Regions from separate parts of the Mus musculus genome. Here regions 2 and 3 are each linked to region 1. Evidence: chromatin loops called from intact Hi-C (ENCODE). Cell type or tissue: heart. All regions are shown on one strand. Links, peaks and the distances in the headings refer to the core of each region. The heading gives the core; the rest is flanking DNA.

Region 1 (6,040 bases), core at 2,174-4,673:
GAGCGGCCCCAAGACTCAATGGCCACACAGTTCAGCCTAGTCATTTAACCCAGGCCAATGAGAGACTCTGCCTCAAAGGAGGTAGACAATGTTTCTCTTTTTCTTTCTTTTTAAATTTTTTTGTCTTCTGCAAGAGCATCAAAATTTCTTAACTGCTGAACCATCTCTCCAGTCATATGGATGGTGTTTTTGAGGATGATACCTGAGGCCTCGTATGGCCTCCACACAGAGACACACATATGTATGCCAACATGCACGAACATGCATTAAAAACACCTGGATAGTAGTATAGATAGAATTTCGATGGCCCTTTTTTAGTTCTAGCAATGTTTAAATGAATAATACAATGGATTTATTTTAAAATGTGAATATTTCAGTATTGCTTGTTTCAGAACTGTCCTTGTATTTGGAAAATATGTGTTCTATTGACTGAGCCACACCCCACCCCAAACATACCTCTCTTTCATTCCTCCTTTTACGATGGTTCTTAACTGCTGAAACAGAATCTCCTGTAGCCATGCTGACTTCAAAGTCCCTATGATAGCCACAGCAACCATTTAAACTTACAATTAAAGTCATTCTTTTAAAAAAATAAATGTCAGAAAAAATGTCATCCATCTTAAGGACACACACGAATTTTCAAATCATTTTTAGGGGCCACATAAGCTAAAACTGTTAGGAACCACTGCTCTTGGGGCTGAAGGGAGGTTATGGGGTTTGTTAGGTGGGTGGAGCTTAGACAGGAGGTGATAGGTGTGTTATATCCGTGCTATATTTTGACAGATGGAAAAAAGTGGGTGGCTGCCGGGGGCAGGGAGGGGTGGTTCTTGCTAGCTTCCACCTCAGGAAAGCTGATACTCTAGGGCCAAGGCCAGCTGCTGGCATAGTCGCTAACCCACCCATCACCATGACTTTGAACCTGTGAATGCAGCAGCTACTCCTGTAACGCCTAAGTGGAAAACTGAGACAGTGGACTTCATCAGCTTTATGATGACCTGACTTTTCTGACTACTGGAAATGTCTCTGAGCATTACTCTCTGCTCTCTTCCCCTGTTGGCCAAAGCAGAGCAGCATTTCCACAAGTCAGCTCTGTACTCAATTAGCTGGCCTTCCCCATTCCCTTCCCTTGCCTGCAATTGCAGTATTAGAGCCACAGTGTGCAATGAGGACAGGGTAGACTATTTGCTCCTAGTGTTCTGGGGCTCAGGCTGGCATTTTCTGTTTCTGTGATCTGTGGAAGTCATCACGACAAGACTGGAGTTGAAAAGTGGACAAGAGTAGGGCTGGAGTGGGTCAGTGGGTAAAAGTGTTTGCTGTACAAGCCCCAGCACCTACATGATAAGGTAGATGCGGTGGTGGGCACCTGTAATCCCAGCAGTGCCATGGCAAGATGGGAGATGGAGACAACAGGTTGGCAACTCATGGGCCAGACAGTCTAGACTATGTAGCACAGTGGCAGAAACAAGAGAGGCAATGACTCAAGACAAGATGGAAGAGAGATCTGTCTCCTGAAAAACCTGTCATCCTATCTACACAAATGCCACAGTGTGAGTGTGATGGGTGTGTGTGTGCATACACATAAGATCAATCTGTCTGTCTGTCTATCACTCTATTTCTCAATCACTCTATCTGTCTATCTATTTATCACTGTTTCTATCTATCACTCTATTATCTCTATCTATCTATCTATCTATCTATCTATCTATCTATCTATCTATCTATCTATCTACCTATCACTGTATTAATCAATCTATCTGTCATTTACCACTTATCTATTAATCTTCTATGATTGTATCTATTTCTGTATCTATCAATCATCTGTCTGTCGGTCTGTCTGTCTGTCTGTCTGTCTGTCTGCCTGCCTGCCTATCTATCTGTCTGTCTGTCTGTCTGTCTGTCTGTCTGTCTGTCTGTCTGTCTATCTACCTATCTACCTATCACTGTATTAATCCATCTATCTATCTATCTATCTATCTATCTATCTATCTATCTATCTATCTATCATTTACCACTGGAAAATGGACAAGAATAAGCTCACAGAGATCATAGTCAGCCTAGCATGGTACTTGAAACCTATAACCCTAGTACTCAGCAAACTGAAGCAGGAGGATGGACAGTGTGAGCCTAACCTGGGCTACATGGTGAGTTCAAGACCAGATTGAGTATATGTGGAGACCTTGGGCTGGAGCTACAGCTCAGTTGGCACAGAGTTCACAGTTGGCATTTACATCTTACGCTGTGAAAAGATGGATGTGGAGGCACACACCTACAATGTCAGCTCTTGGAAGGTGGAGGCAAGAGGATCAGGAGTTCACGCCAAGAATGCCTATACTGTGTGTTCGAAACTAACCTGCAATACATGAAATTCTGTCTCAATTAACAAACAGATAAATGAATTGGGGGATGGGTAGTGTTTGTCTTTTGCTGCCATGGCAGAAGGTAACCTTGGCAAAGTTAAGAGTGAGTCCAGTGCCAAGTCTTGGAGAGAAGCTTTCCAGTGAGCTTGAAGTGAAGTCGGGCCTTTTCCCTCTCAGCTGAGTTCAGAAGTTTGTGGATGCCTCTGGAAGAAGTGAGCTTGTGCTGTAGACCTCAGAATTGTTTATGTGTGGCTTGAGGAGCCACAAGTCAGGTATGATTCTATGAGGGGTTCTACTGGCTGAAAATTCCACAACTGGAGCCTGTGTGGGGTGGGCAGCGTCCACCCGCAGAGCTTCAGAGGGGCCTCCCCTGGTTCTGTGGGGAGTCTGCCTGTGTGTGTGTTTATCTTGAGATGTGTATACAGATGTGTGGGGTTTCTGGAAGGGGTCTGCGCAGAATGTTTAGAGGCACAGTGGTTTAGCTCGGGTTGAAATGGTTACTTTTTCCAGCTTGTGCAGATGGACCATGCATGTGGGCTGTTAGCTCCCGCGTCGGTGCCGTGCTCTGTAAACACTGCTGTGGTCCTGGCCTGCAGGATGCTGTGTTGACGGTCATGCCTTACTGCCTAATTGGCTCTCGCTGGAGGCCTCGGCTGGCTGTTCCTGGTCTCTGTTACTCTGGAGGTGGGGGTGGAGTGTTCAGAGACAGCAATGGGAGACGAGTGATTTGCTTCTGTTCTTTAAAGTCCATCTATCCATTTCTCAGCATAGAGGACATAAGCTAAGACGGACCCTATCCTCTTTTGACAGACTCCCTTTCAGTGTCTGTGGGTTTTGGGGGTGAAAAGAAAAGTTCAATTACTGCCAAGTCCAATAACAGAGGGACCATAAGCCTTTCATGGTCTGCTCTCCTTCCTCACAATCTTTTTTAATTAAAATTTTTAATTATATTAACTAATTTGTATGTGTGCGTGTGTGTGTGTGTGTGTGTGTGTAAGGCACAGCACTTGTGTAGAGGTCAGAGGATAACTTTTGTCAGTTGGTTCTCTCTCCTTCCCTTTGTGGGTTCCAGGGATCGAACTCAGGTCGAAGGGTTTGGGGCAGGCATTTTGTTTTTGTTTTTGTTTTGTTTTGTTTTGTTTTTTCCTGCTGTGCCACCTCACTGTCCCATGATGGCATTTGCCATTCCTTCTAGTGTTCTGCTCCTATTTCCCTTTAGGATGAGCGCACTTGCTTTCTGCTGCTCTCCTTTTAGCTGCCCAGTTAGGGCTGCGCGCTGTGGTTCCTGGCAGCACACGTGCAACAAGGCTAAGTCAGCATGGCCTGCTGCCAAGTGCCAGGTTCCACCACCAACAAATCACAGTCATTCCAGCCCACTCCAGCCCTGCTGAGACTCAGGTCTATAAATTGCACCATGACAAGTCGCCTGGGAACTTCCTCTGCTGCTGGCTGCTCCACACCCCTGCATTTCCTTTTTCCTGTTTAAAAAAAAAAAAAAAAAAAAAAAACATTCCCAGCTCCAGCTGAAGATATCAACACCTACTGCACACAGACATAGTTTCAGAAAAATATTTTCACCTTTGAAAACCCTTTCCTGGTGTTCTTTTCCCTCTTCCATTCCTGCTTGGATGCCTCACTTGCTCTCCTGTCCTAGCAGGAAGAGTTAGTCTATTGGCACTTCCTGCCACCCCACACTCCAAATTTGGAGGCTGTGCACTTTAAGAAATAACTCCAGTGGTAGTTAGGGTCCTCCCGGGAGCTCCCGGGAGCCCCCAGGAGGATGGTGGAGAGATGCCCCCAGGCAGGAGACCTGACTTAAGACAGAGTTCCTTTGTGCAGGTTGGGTGACTTTCTTCTCTACCTCTCTTTGGTGCAACAGGAGTCTAAAGATCTAGTGCCTGGCTGTTTAATGGCCATTTCTCTCCATGATCTGAAAGGATATTTTTCTGCCTTCCCATGGACGTCAGTCCTTTGAATAAAGGCATCTGTCTCCAGAAGTCTTAGGTTAAAATCACATAAATGGACTTGGGGAGGAGCTGGAGTGAGCTGTTGTTGACTTTGCAGTTCCCCATTCATGCTAATAGCACCCCATTTCCTTTCCAGGAAATTACCTCATTGCTGTTCCCTGCATTCCAGGGAATTAGCTCACCCTTGTGCTAGACTGTCAATCAAGGTGCCCCACTCTCCCTGGCCAAGGCATTGGAACATTACCAAAAGTGAGGCTAACTAGATTCTCCCTTCTAGGCATTTCGTGTGGAAGAGGATCCAGAGGTGGGACATGCCACAGTTTCCCAACCTAGGCCAGGACCACTCTACAGAGTCTCTGTTCCCACTCAGTCCAGACAGAAGGGTGGGCAGCAGGACTAAAGTTAATGCTTTCTCCCAACCTCCCAAGTTAATTCTGCTCTCACCAAAAGAACAGAAAATAAAGATCTTACCTTCCTAAACTGGTGAACGAACCATGAGGTCAAACCACTGAGGATAAGAAGTTCATCCAGAAAGCCTGACTGAGTGAGAAGGGAGCTTGGGATTGAGTGAGAACGAGCTCTTTCCAAGCCCTCCATGGAATACGAAGATCAGGGGCAGGCAAATGTTATGTGTCTCTCTCTGCTTTTGTGTTAAATGTGGAACAGCCTTCCTCTCCTCTATGTCTTCCTGCTCTTTCTACCCCTCCCTGACTCCCTTTTCTTCTTCGTCTTCAGATATGGTCTCACCAAAGTTCATATGTTGAGGCTTGATCTCAAATGAAGCAGTGTTCAGAGGCAGGGGCTCTTTGGGTAGGTAATAAGATCATGAAGGCTCTGACCTCATGAATGAACTAATTCACTTAAGGACTTATAAATAAATAGAATATCTTTTACTTACTCTGACAATTCTATACATGTAAACAATGTGTCTTGATCATACTCATTCTGACTCTCTCTTCCTCTGCCCCACTAGGTAGTGGACATGTGCCCTTTCTCTCCAGCTCCTCCCTCCTCCACTTTTTCTCTTTTTAAATAACCCACTGGGTTCCGTTGGTGCTGCCTGTTAGGGTGTTGACTCATCTTTCCAGCCTGCTCTTGGGCAGGTAGCCATGGCTGCAATGAGTTCATGAAAGCAATGGCTATGTCATGTCCTGAAGATGAGATTTCACAGCTCTCTTCCCCTATTTCCCTGATTTGATACTTCTTCCAATCGCTCTTCTCTGGTTTTCCCTGAGTCCTTGTGTGTGTGTGCGTGCATGCGCGCATTTGTTGATATGAATGTCTCATTTAAGGCTGAACACTCCACAGTTGCTTATTGCCAGCACTTTTACTACTTACGAGTTCCTGAATTAACTGACAACCACTACAGAGAGAAGCTTCTTTGGCCAAGGTTGAGCTTCGTTTTCACTCGTCTATGGGTAAACAAAGATGTTTAGAAAGGAGCTTGACAATCACCATTTAGCATGATAGCAGTAGCTGGTTCCCCATTCCTAGGACCTAAGACCACCTGAGCCAGATTTTGACCAGGCCTTAGTAATGGGCATGGATTCCTTCCTGTGGAACAGGCCTCAAATAGAATCCAAAAGTGTTTGCTTACCACCATAACCTTTGTGGCGCTCCTTACACCAGTGAGCAAATCTTTCCCACCAGGCCAGTATTTAGCATAGAGGGTTTGTAGCATTGATGGCTTTTCTCTCACAGTGGCTGAACTTTCAA
Region 2 (2,500 bases), core at 1-2,500, 210 kb before region 1:
CACGCGCAGTGCACTCTGGGGCCCAGCGCGCTCCCGCGGCATGATGGGAAGATCTGAATCTCTCCTGGAGGAAGTGGGCGACTACGGGCTATAGCTAACTCGCGGCGCCGAGTGAGGGCTTTAGAGAAGAGAGAGCCCTGGAATGTGGTTCTTGAGAGACGGGAGTTGCCAGATAGGTCAAACTCCACATAGGGTTCAAGCCTGCTGGGCCCAACCACAAACGAGTTTTGTCTGTGGTTAGTGATCGCTCCAATCCCTAGTCAGGCCCATGTACTGCTTAGTTCAGGTTCAAATCGGTTCAAAGTTGCATTTACGCCACATAAGTGGAAACTTCTTGTCAAGTGAGACATGGCTTATCTTTTATTCTTGAATTTTTAACATTACATTTGTGTGCATGCCAGGTGAACCTAGAGGTCAGTTTGTGGGAATCAGTTCTCTCACTAATGCAGGTACCCAGTCTTCAACTTGGTGGTAGGAGCTTTTACCTGATGAGCGAGCCATCTTGCCAGCCCTTTCTTAAAGATTTTCAAATTTAGATCTGCATGGTTATTTACAGATGTTTGAATTGGGGAAGAGTCAGGATAACCTTAAACTTTTAGATTTTTTTGGTTTGTTTGTTTGTTTCGAGACAGGGTTTCTCTGTATAGCCCTGGCTGTCCTGGAACTCACTTTGTAGACCAGGCTGGCCTCCAACTCAGAAATCTGCCTGCCTCTGCCTCTGCCTCTGCCTCCCGAGTGCTGGGATTAAAGGCGTGTGCCACCACGCCCGGCTTAAATTTTTTTTTTTAATTAGTGCCTAAGAACCATTCGTTGTAATAAGACCACAACTTAGTGCCTTAAAAATAACATGTAGGGAGGAATATATGCCTGTAATAAATAGCTCTTATTTAAATACTCTGTTGCAGGATATTTGATCATACTGTGAATCCCGAGGTTGTATACTAGAAAAAACTATCTCTACACGTGTGGCTTAGCCCTAGCACACTCCTTTAATCCACGATCTTTCTGTTTATTGTAAATTGAATTTGAAAGAGAAGAATAAAGACTAGCCGAAAGACATTGGGTTGTAGAAAAACAACTGCTGAATTAGATTACCTGTATGCTTTAATTAAGGGAGCGGTGTAACAGATAGCTTAGCCATTAAGAGCACTGGCTGCTCTTCCAGAGAACCTGAGTTTGAGTCACAGCATCCACATGGCAGCTCACAATTATTAGTAACCCCTGTCCAAGGGATCTGATGCCCTCTTCTGGCCTCCTTCGGCACCACACTGCACAAACATTAATAAGTCATAATATCCACACACACAAAATAACAACATCAAAATTTAAAGGGAGACCCCAGGGGAACCTGATCCCAAAGTAACATGCCCTGCTTTATGGGATCAAGTGGCATCAAGCCTTTTAATATGTCATTTTAGTCAAAAAAAAATAGCACGTTTAGTGAGACAAGTGTGAATGACACCTTAGCCCTGAAAAAGCCATATAGTGACAAATTTTAAGATTTTTGTTTGTTAGTCTTTGTATTTACCAGCAAAAACAATGTGGAACTAGGTTTGTTTCTTGTCTTTTAGAGTGAAAGTAACCATTTTGGTACTCATATTTGTGTATACACACACACACACACACACACACACATATATATATATATATATGAAAAAAAGCTACCTGGAGTCAGACAACTCTTTGTGTCTCTGGGTGTTAGGAGTCTGGCCAGTCCTACTTTGTAAGTTAGCTGTCCAATGAAAGCCAGCCATAGGGAAAGCACCATGACTCTCCTCACAAGAACCTGTTTTAGGAGAAGTTTAGAAAACCCTTCCTACTTTGGAGGAAGGAAAGCTCAACCTTCTAGCTTTGTTTTAGTACCTAGATGCCAGTAATCACACAAGCTACCTGCTTTGGCTAAACAGGAAAGAAAAATAAGTTTTTATTTTGTCAAAATGAACATTATTTTAAGCCCCTGTGACTTGTCACAGGACTAAGATGAAGCACTGTAATAAAGTCAGATTTCCGTAATTAATGAAGATTCTTGTCCTTTGCCTTAAGCTTGGTCTAGAGAAAGGAACCATCCTCGGGCTAATGTATAGTTGCTTTTCCTGCAGAGACCATCAGTGAGTACATGGTTGTTACATGAGAATAGCCAAGAACAGCAAATGACATTTTAAAATTGGTGGGGCTATTGGGGCCTGAAATTATAAAGACAGGTAACCTATCTCCTTACTAAAAACATGTGAAGGCTGAAGATCAGAGGAACAACCCTAGCCTTGTGGAATCTCTAACAAGATTCCAGAAAACAAAAATCTGTGGTTTTCCCCCATTGAGCAATGAATGACATGTATACTCTTTTAGGAGAATGTGCAACCAATTTTAGCCCAGTTTTATTTAGGTCAGTAAACGCATGCATTCTTATTTAGAGCGTACATCCCAATCCTGGTGTGTTGTAACTAATTTAGCACGTTTTTATTGCCTGCAGAAAGTAATAAGTTACAGTTTCAAATGAGCA
Region 3 (6,040 bases), core at 1,733-4,232, 350 kb after region 1:
CAAACACAATGAAAAAGAAATACGGGAGAGGGGTGTGGAAATGTCATTCACAATAGCCACAAAAATAAATAAAATCAAACACCTGGGAATAAACCCAATCAAGAGAACAAAAGACCTCCACAAACACTAGGTTTGAGAGATTGAGGAAGACACTAGAAAGGCCTTTCCCGAACTGACTCTTAAAACAGAACATTGAGAGAATGGGGGCGTGGGAGCTTAAGGAAGGCTGTGGAGATACTTCCCATGCATGGCAGGGAATATGTCACAGAAGATAGGAACCCAGGCACAGACTTCCTTTCTGTCTGGGCCTTGGGACGTGTAGAGAGCAAGTGAAAGAGACATGTAGGCACATTTTTCTTAGGAATAAGCACAGAGGCTGGATCTGGTCTGCAGTAACTGGCCCAGGATGCCAGTCCACAGCCTACAGAAGCCATCCCAGAAAGCCAGACTTGTAGGAAGTCAGACCCTGTCTCCAGTAACAACCTCTGTAACAATCGGTCCCAAATCAGCTGGATTTGAGTTACTAACTGACAAGTTTCCTCACTTTGCCCTCACTTCCAGCTTTGGAGTAGTTAGAGAAAGCCAGGCGGGCTCCCAACCCATCACCAGCAGCCTATACTCCTGAGCACCTGGAACCTCCCCCATTTCCACTGTAAACTTTCTCCACTTCTCTGCTGGCCTTTGAGTAGCTGCCAAATGCAAGCCCTGGTGGCCTACTCCCTCCCTGTAGCAAACTTAGAATAAATAGCCTTTGCTTGCTCTCCTTGGGTGGTCTCTGTTTATTCCATACCGAAGTCATCTACATCTCTGTTCATCCTACATGAAAATATTTACATCCTCAGACCTGCTCATTTGAATGTTCGAGGTTATATTTACCATGAATGTGTGTGCTTTGACCACAGGTGGAAAGATACAACTGGTACGTATCATTTCTACGTGCAATATGTCCTACAATAAAATCATTCCATCACAGTTGTATTAAGAGAACAAAGAAGTAGAAACTTAGGTCTGGGTTCTAATCCCAGTTCCAAGTCTGCAGGTTCTTAAATCAATGTCTGACTTCCTGGGTGTGATTTTGCTGCTATGAAAGATGCAGGCTGTAGTTCATAAGGACTAACACTCCTGGTTATGACCCACTGGTGACATTTTCATTCTTAACATCTCTGAAGTCATGAAGCACGAATCTTCAGTTTCACCCTACTGTGCACCACTCTTAGAGTGGGAAGCTCTCAGGAACGTGAATATTTAGTGTCTCCATCTTTCAGAAACTTTGTTCAATAGTCATTTTTATCTATCTACCAATTAAATAATTAATATGTTCATGTGTGTGTGTATGTGTACAGGCATATATGGAGGGGATATAGATACATATATGTATATGTAACTATGGAGACCAGAAGACAACCTTGAATGTGATTCCTCAGGAACTTATTTTAAGAAAAGGTCTCTCATAGGTCTTAGGCTAAGCTGGCCGGCCCAGGTTCCCCTGGACTGGATCTGATAGTCTCTGCCTCCTCAGGTCTGAGATTCTGAGCTCAAAACCACCTTATCTGTCCTTTTGTATTGGCTCTAGGCAATGAACTAAGTTCTTCCCACATTTCTGGATCATATGGTAATTCTAGGCCTAACTTTCAGAGGAAACTTCATACACAAAGGGTTTGAATAGACATTCCTTCAAACTTAATATTCACAAGTGGCTAACAAAGGCAAGAGAGGACAATACAATACATTTTCAATACAAAATCATTACAGACATGCACGCCAAAAACACAAGACTCTTGAGAAACTGCTTTAGGTTAGCTAGTAAGAAAAGGGAAGGACAAAGAAACGCCAGGCTCGCCAGGCATGGTGGCACACGCCTTTAATCCCAGCACACGGGAGGCAGAGGCAGGCGGATTTCTGAGTTCGAGGCCAGCCTGGTCTACAAAGTGAGTTCCAGGACAGCAGGGGCTATACAGAGAAACCCTGTCTCAAAAAAAAAACAAAAAACAAAAACAAACAAACAAACAAACAAACAAACAAAAACCCAACAGTCTCCTCCCAGATACTGTGTTGGTAAGGACACAGAAGCAGCATGCAAGACAGACAGAATGCTAAATGCAACAGAGGTCACCTGACTGAGCAGCAGAAGTACAGTGCACTACAGGAAGCTTGCCAGCTCGCTGGTTCACATGGTACTAGCTCATGGAAAAGTCAAAAGTCAGGGTCAGGGCAAGTGTGATAGCCCTTGCCTTTTATCCCAGCACTCAGAAGGCAAAGGCAGGTGTCTGTATCTCTGTGACTTGGACTCCAGCCTGGTCTACATATCGAGTTAAAGGCCAGCCAGGGCTACAAAATGAGATGCTACCTCTAAATAAACAAAGTCAGGGTTGGATGTGTAGCTCATGTTGATAGAGTGCCCACCTAGTATGCAAGAAACTCAGTGCTTGACCCATGGAACGTCATAAAATGGAATACATTGAGTCCAGAACTCAGGAGGTGAAGGTGGGAGGATCAGCAGTTCAATGTTATCCTCGCATGGTGAGCTCAAGCTAAGCCTGGGCTACATAAGCCCTTGCCTTTTTTTTTTTTTTAAGAATTAATTTTTTTTTTAAATCAAGGCATGGTTCTACTGAATACAGCTCCATCTTGTGCAATCCTAACATAAAAAAATTATAAACGGAATGGTCAGCAAGCCTGGAGCCCCCTGGACTAGGAACCTGTGAGGAGAATCCGGCTTCTCCCATCCTTGCCAGAGTTTTGAGTCTGTCTCCACTTTCTGTTTCAGCTGCTCTGACAGGTTAGTAGCGACATCTCATGACTTGTCTAGGGATTTTTCCCTATTTGCTCCACACCATCCCTAATACTTTTTTTTTTCCTTCCTTCTGTGTAGCCCCAACTCTCCCACGGCACCTTCCCTTTCCTGCCTTCCTTACTCTTCCCCGGGGTTGGGAGGAAGGTGTCCCACTTCCCCTGGGTTGTGAAGTCCTAAAGAACTCTGTCTCCCCTCCCTTCACCAGCTCTGCAGTGGAAGGATGGAGGAAGCAGCTGGCTGGAGTGCTCAAAGGCCGCCTCTGCTCTTTGTTCTTGTTTATATTCGTTTTCTGGTCACAGCGCAAACTGTTTTGCTTTCTGCTGCTCAGAGAGCCGAGGGAAATGTAAATGTCCCTGCTGTTGTTGAAGCCTGCTGGACAGTGAAAACAGATCAGCTGGACCGCTCTCCCCTCAATCATGTCCCACGGATCCTTCTCAAGCTCCCTAAAGATGATTTTGAATGTTTCAAAGACCTTTGAAAAATTAAAAGGTAAGAGCCTCAATAAGCACTGATGATGTGCCTACTGTGTGCCTGGCTTTCGATGCTGGGTTTGGGCACACATGCTAATAAACCCCAAGCCCCTCCCTGAGCTTTGGGTCCAGAACAAGTTGTTATAGAGAGAGGTAGGCTAAGTGGTTCCACAGAGATAGGCAGAGGTCCGTCAGTCTGGAGGCACAAGCAGTCCCTCACTGAGCAGGAGCCCTGCCATCAATCTTCGCCCCCAACAACTCAAGAAACAGAACACCTCGATCCTGTGCAGAACCAACCAGAGTCTCTGAAGGAAGACCCTAGACATCTGTGTTTCAAAAGCCAAATAAGCTAGGTGTGGCAGTATACTCTTTTAATCTCAGTTCTCAGGAGGCAGAGGCAGGCAGATCTCTGAGTTTCAGGCTAGCCCTCTCTACATAGCCAGTTCCAGGTCAGGCAGGGCTACACAGAGAAACTGAGAAACCCTGTCTTGAAAAACAAAGCAAAGCAAAGCAAAGCAAAGCAAAGCAAAAAAAAAAAAAAAAAAAGCCAATAGGTATCTATACATGTGATGAGCCCTAACCCAGTATGCAGTGATAATGATACTTAGAGGTAGGTCACAAGAAGGAGACTCCATGATGGGATTAGTGCCCTTCCATATAAAGGCACTAGACACATGACTAGACCTGTGGTTGGGTTGGGCTGGGACTTCCAGTCTCCGGACTAGTACAGTGAGAAGCCAGACATCTGCAAGCCATGAAGAGGGCTCTCACCAAGAAGAACGCTGGCCAGCACCTTGGCCTTGGACCTCCCACTTTCTAGAACTGTGGGAACTAAATTCTTTGTGTTCGTGCATTTTGTTATGGCAAGCCAAGCAGACTAGTATGACGTTTCTAAGGCTTGTTCCACCGACGACTACTGACCTCACCTAGCCTTCTCATAACAGGGCAGAAACTCAGATGGATAAAATCCACAGCCAGGTGTCCCTGCCTAGTTAGTAGCCCATCTATGGTCAAATCTAGGGGTTTTGGTCCCACCAACTCAAAGATGACAAGGTTCACTGTGTGTCAGCTCTAGCCAAGAGGACGGTGCCAGGAAAGATTCTGAGGTCAAGTCGTACCTCAGCTGATGTGATACGTGACTACTGTGATTTGGTGGGAGCCTGGCCTCAGAATCCAGCTACTCCAGCAACAGGGGGAATGGCTAAGTAGGTGTACTGGCCTGTTCAACATTAACTTGACACAGACTAGAGACATCAGAGGGGAGGGATTCTCAGTTGAGAAAATATCTCCGTAAGATCGGGTTATAGGCAAGCCTACAGGACATTTTCTTAATTAGTGATTCATGGAAGAGGGCCCAGCCCATACAAACTCTTTCCTCCCCATGTTGCTTTTGCCCATGGTATTTTATCACAGCAGTAGTAACCCTGGCTAGGACAGTAGATAAACTAAAGCACAAACTTGAAGACCCGAGTTTAGATCCCCAACACTGACATACAAACCTGATGGGGCAGCATGCATCTGTAATCCCAGTGCCTGGGGAGATGGAGACAAGCAGATTCCCACAGTCAGCCTACCTGAAACAGCGAGAGACCGTGATCCCAAAGCTAAGGTAGGGAGTAATAAGGGAGAACACCAGCATCGATCTCTAGTCTCCACATGTACACGTTCTATATATACGTGCATCTCCCCTTATATGTGCACACAGACACACACATACACACATACGAAACTCTAGAATCCAGCCACTCCAATTAAGTAATGTAACAGGAATGCCAGGTAGAAACATGAGAACCACACGACTCAGGTGTGGTCCACACACCAGCATCAACATCTCCTAGAAACCCGTCAGGGATACTCTAGGGTTTGACTCAAACCTAGCGAATCAGTCTCAGATTGAGGCCAGGTGTCTGTCTACATGGTTACATATGCATTCCCCTCTAGAGTTGATGTATCTTTTGGAGGCATATTGAGCAAATAGAAGGGCTCATAGATGACCTCATTAGGATGCTTTTTCCAGCCCTCATCCCTCATAGCCAATGGAGGGGGAAATGCCAGGGTTGAACAGATTGAGTTCAGATCATCTGTTTTTTTCCAGCTCTGAGCCTACCTTCCAACCACGTGGTCAGCATTGTGCAACCACTGTCCTCCTCCACAGCAGAACTTCCATGTTTGGAAGCCTGAGAGAACCAGAGACAGTGAGCATTTGATTGCTTATATTATTTTGCTTCAAACATGGCTCATGGCCCAGGACTAACTTATTTATTTTTATATGGTACATTTCTGTTTCATTTGGGAATTAGCCAGAACCCTATTCTCTCTTTTGGCTGCTAGACCTCTGCCACCCAACCTCCTGACTGCCACCTTTCTCCCCATACCTCCTTTCACTTCAGTGGCATGGAAACTTTGTGATCAATGACCCATCTGTAGCCTCCAAGTGAGAGAGAGTCTCTGTGTGTCTGTGTCTGTGTCTGTGTCTGTCTAACTCTGTGTCTGTGTCTGTGTCTGTGTCTGTCTAACTCTGTGTGTGTGTGTGTGTGTCTTTCTGTCTTTCTCTGTGTCTCTGTGTGTGTGTGTCTTTTTCTGTATCTCTGTCTCTGTGTGTGTCTCTGTGTGTATGTCTCTCTTTCTGTATCTCTATCTATTTCTCTGTGTGTCTCTCTGTGTGTCTCTGTCTCTCTCTGTATCTCTTTCTGTATCTCTCTCTGTCTCTGTCTCTCTCTCTTTGACTCCCCCCCCCCCAATATGGTTCCCTCACAGTCCATGGCCTCAGTCTTTG

The links. Hi-C counts contacts between places; a loop is a spot of excess contacts. Peaks named below come from ENCODE experiments on the same cell type or tissue, not always from the same donor. Only the 100,000 strongest peaks of a DNase experiment are listed, where the experiment ranks them.
Region 2: a loop joins it to region 1, with 2.6 times the contacts of the local background. A loop is called at or near these places in 2 of 42 quality-filtered maps.
Region 3: a loop joins it to region 1, with 2.7 times the contacts of the local background. A loop is called at or near these places in 2 of 42 quality-filtered maps.

Annotation. Positions count from the first base shown.
Region 1 is chr13:63,639,091-63,645,130 of GRCm38, forward strand. No RefSeq gene overlaps it. Among named protein-coding and RNA genes, the nearest start is that of Gm30709, 15 kb to the left of the region's middle. In heart, for the core only: no CTCF peak of the experiment used is centred there; DNase peaks (open chromatin) are centred at 2,931, 3,731 and 4,481; H3K27ac peaks cover 1,981 bases.
Region 2 is chr13:63,431,734-63,434,233 of GRCm38, forward strand. Fancc (Fanconi anemia, complementation group C) reads right to left here and starts at 12. Exons shown (of 15, transcript NM_007985.3): 1 at 1-12. In heart, for the core only: a CTCF peak has its summit at 1,252 (motif pointing left); no DNase peak of the experiment used is centred there; H3K4me3 peaks cover 602 bases; H3K27ac peaks cover 704 bases.
Region 3 is chr13:63,987,770-63,993,809 of GRCm38, forward strand. No RefSeq gene overlaps it. Among named protein-coding and RNA genes, the nearest start is that of Gm30950, 63 kb to the left of the region's middle. In heart, for the core only: a CTCF peak has its summit at 2,793; no DNase peak of the experiment used is centred there; H3K27ac peaks cover 597 bases.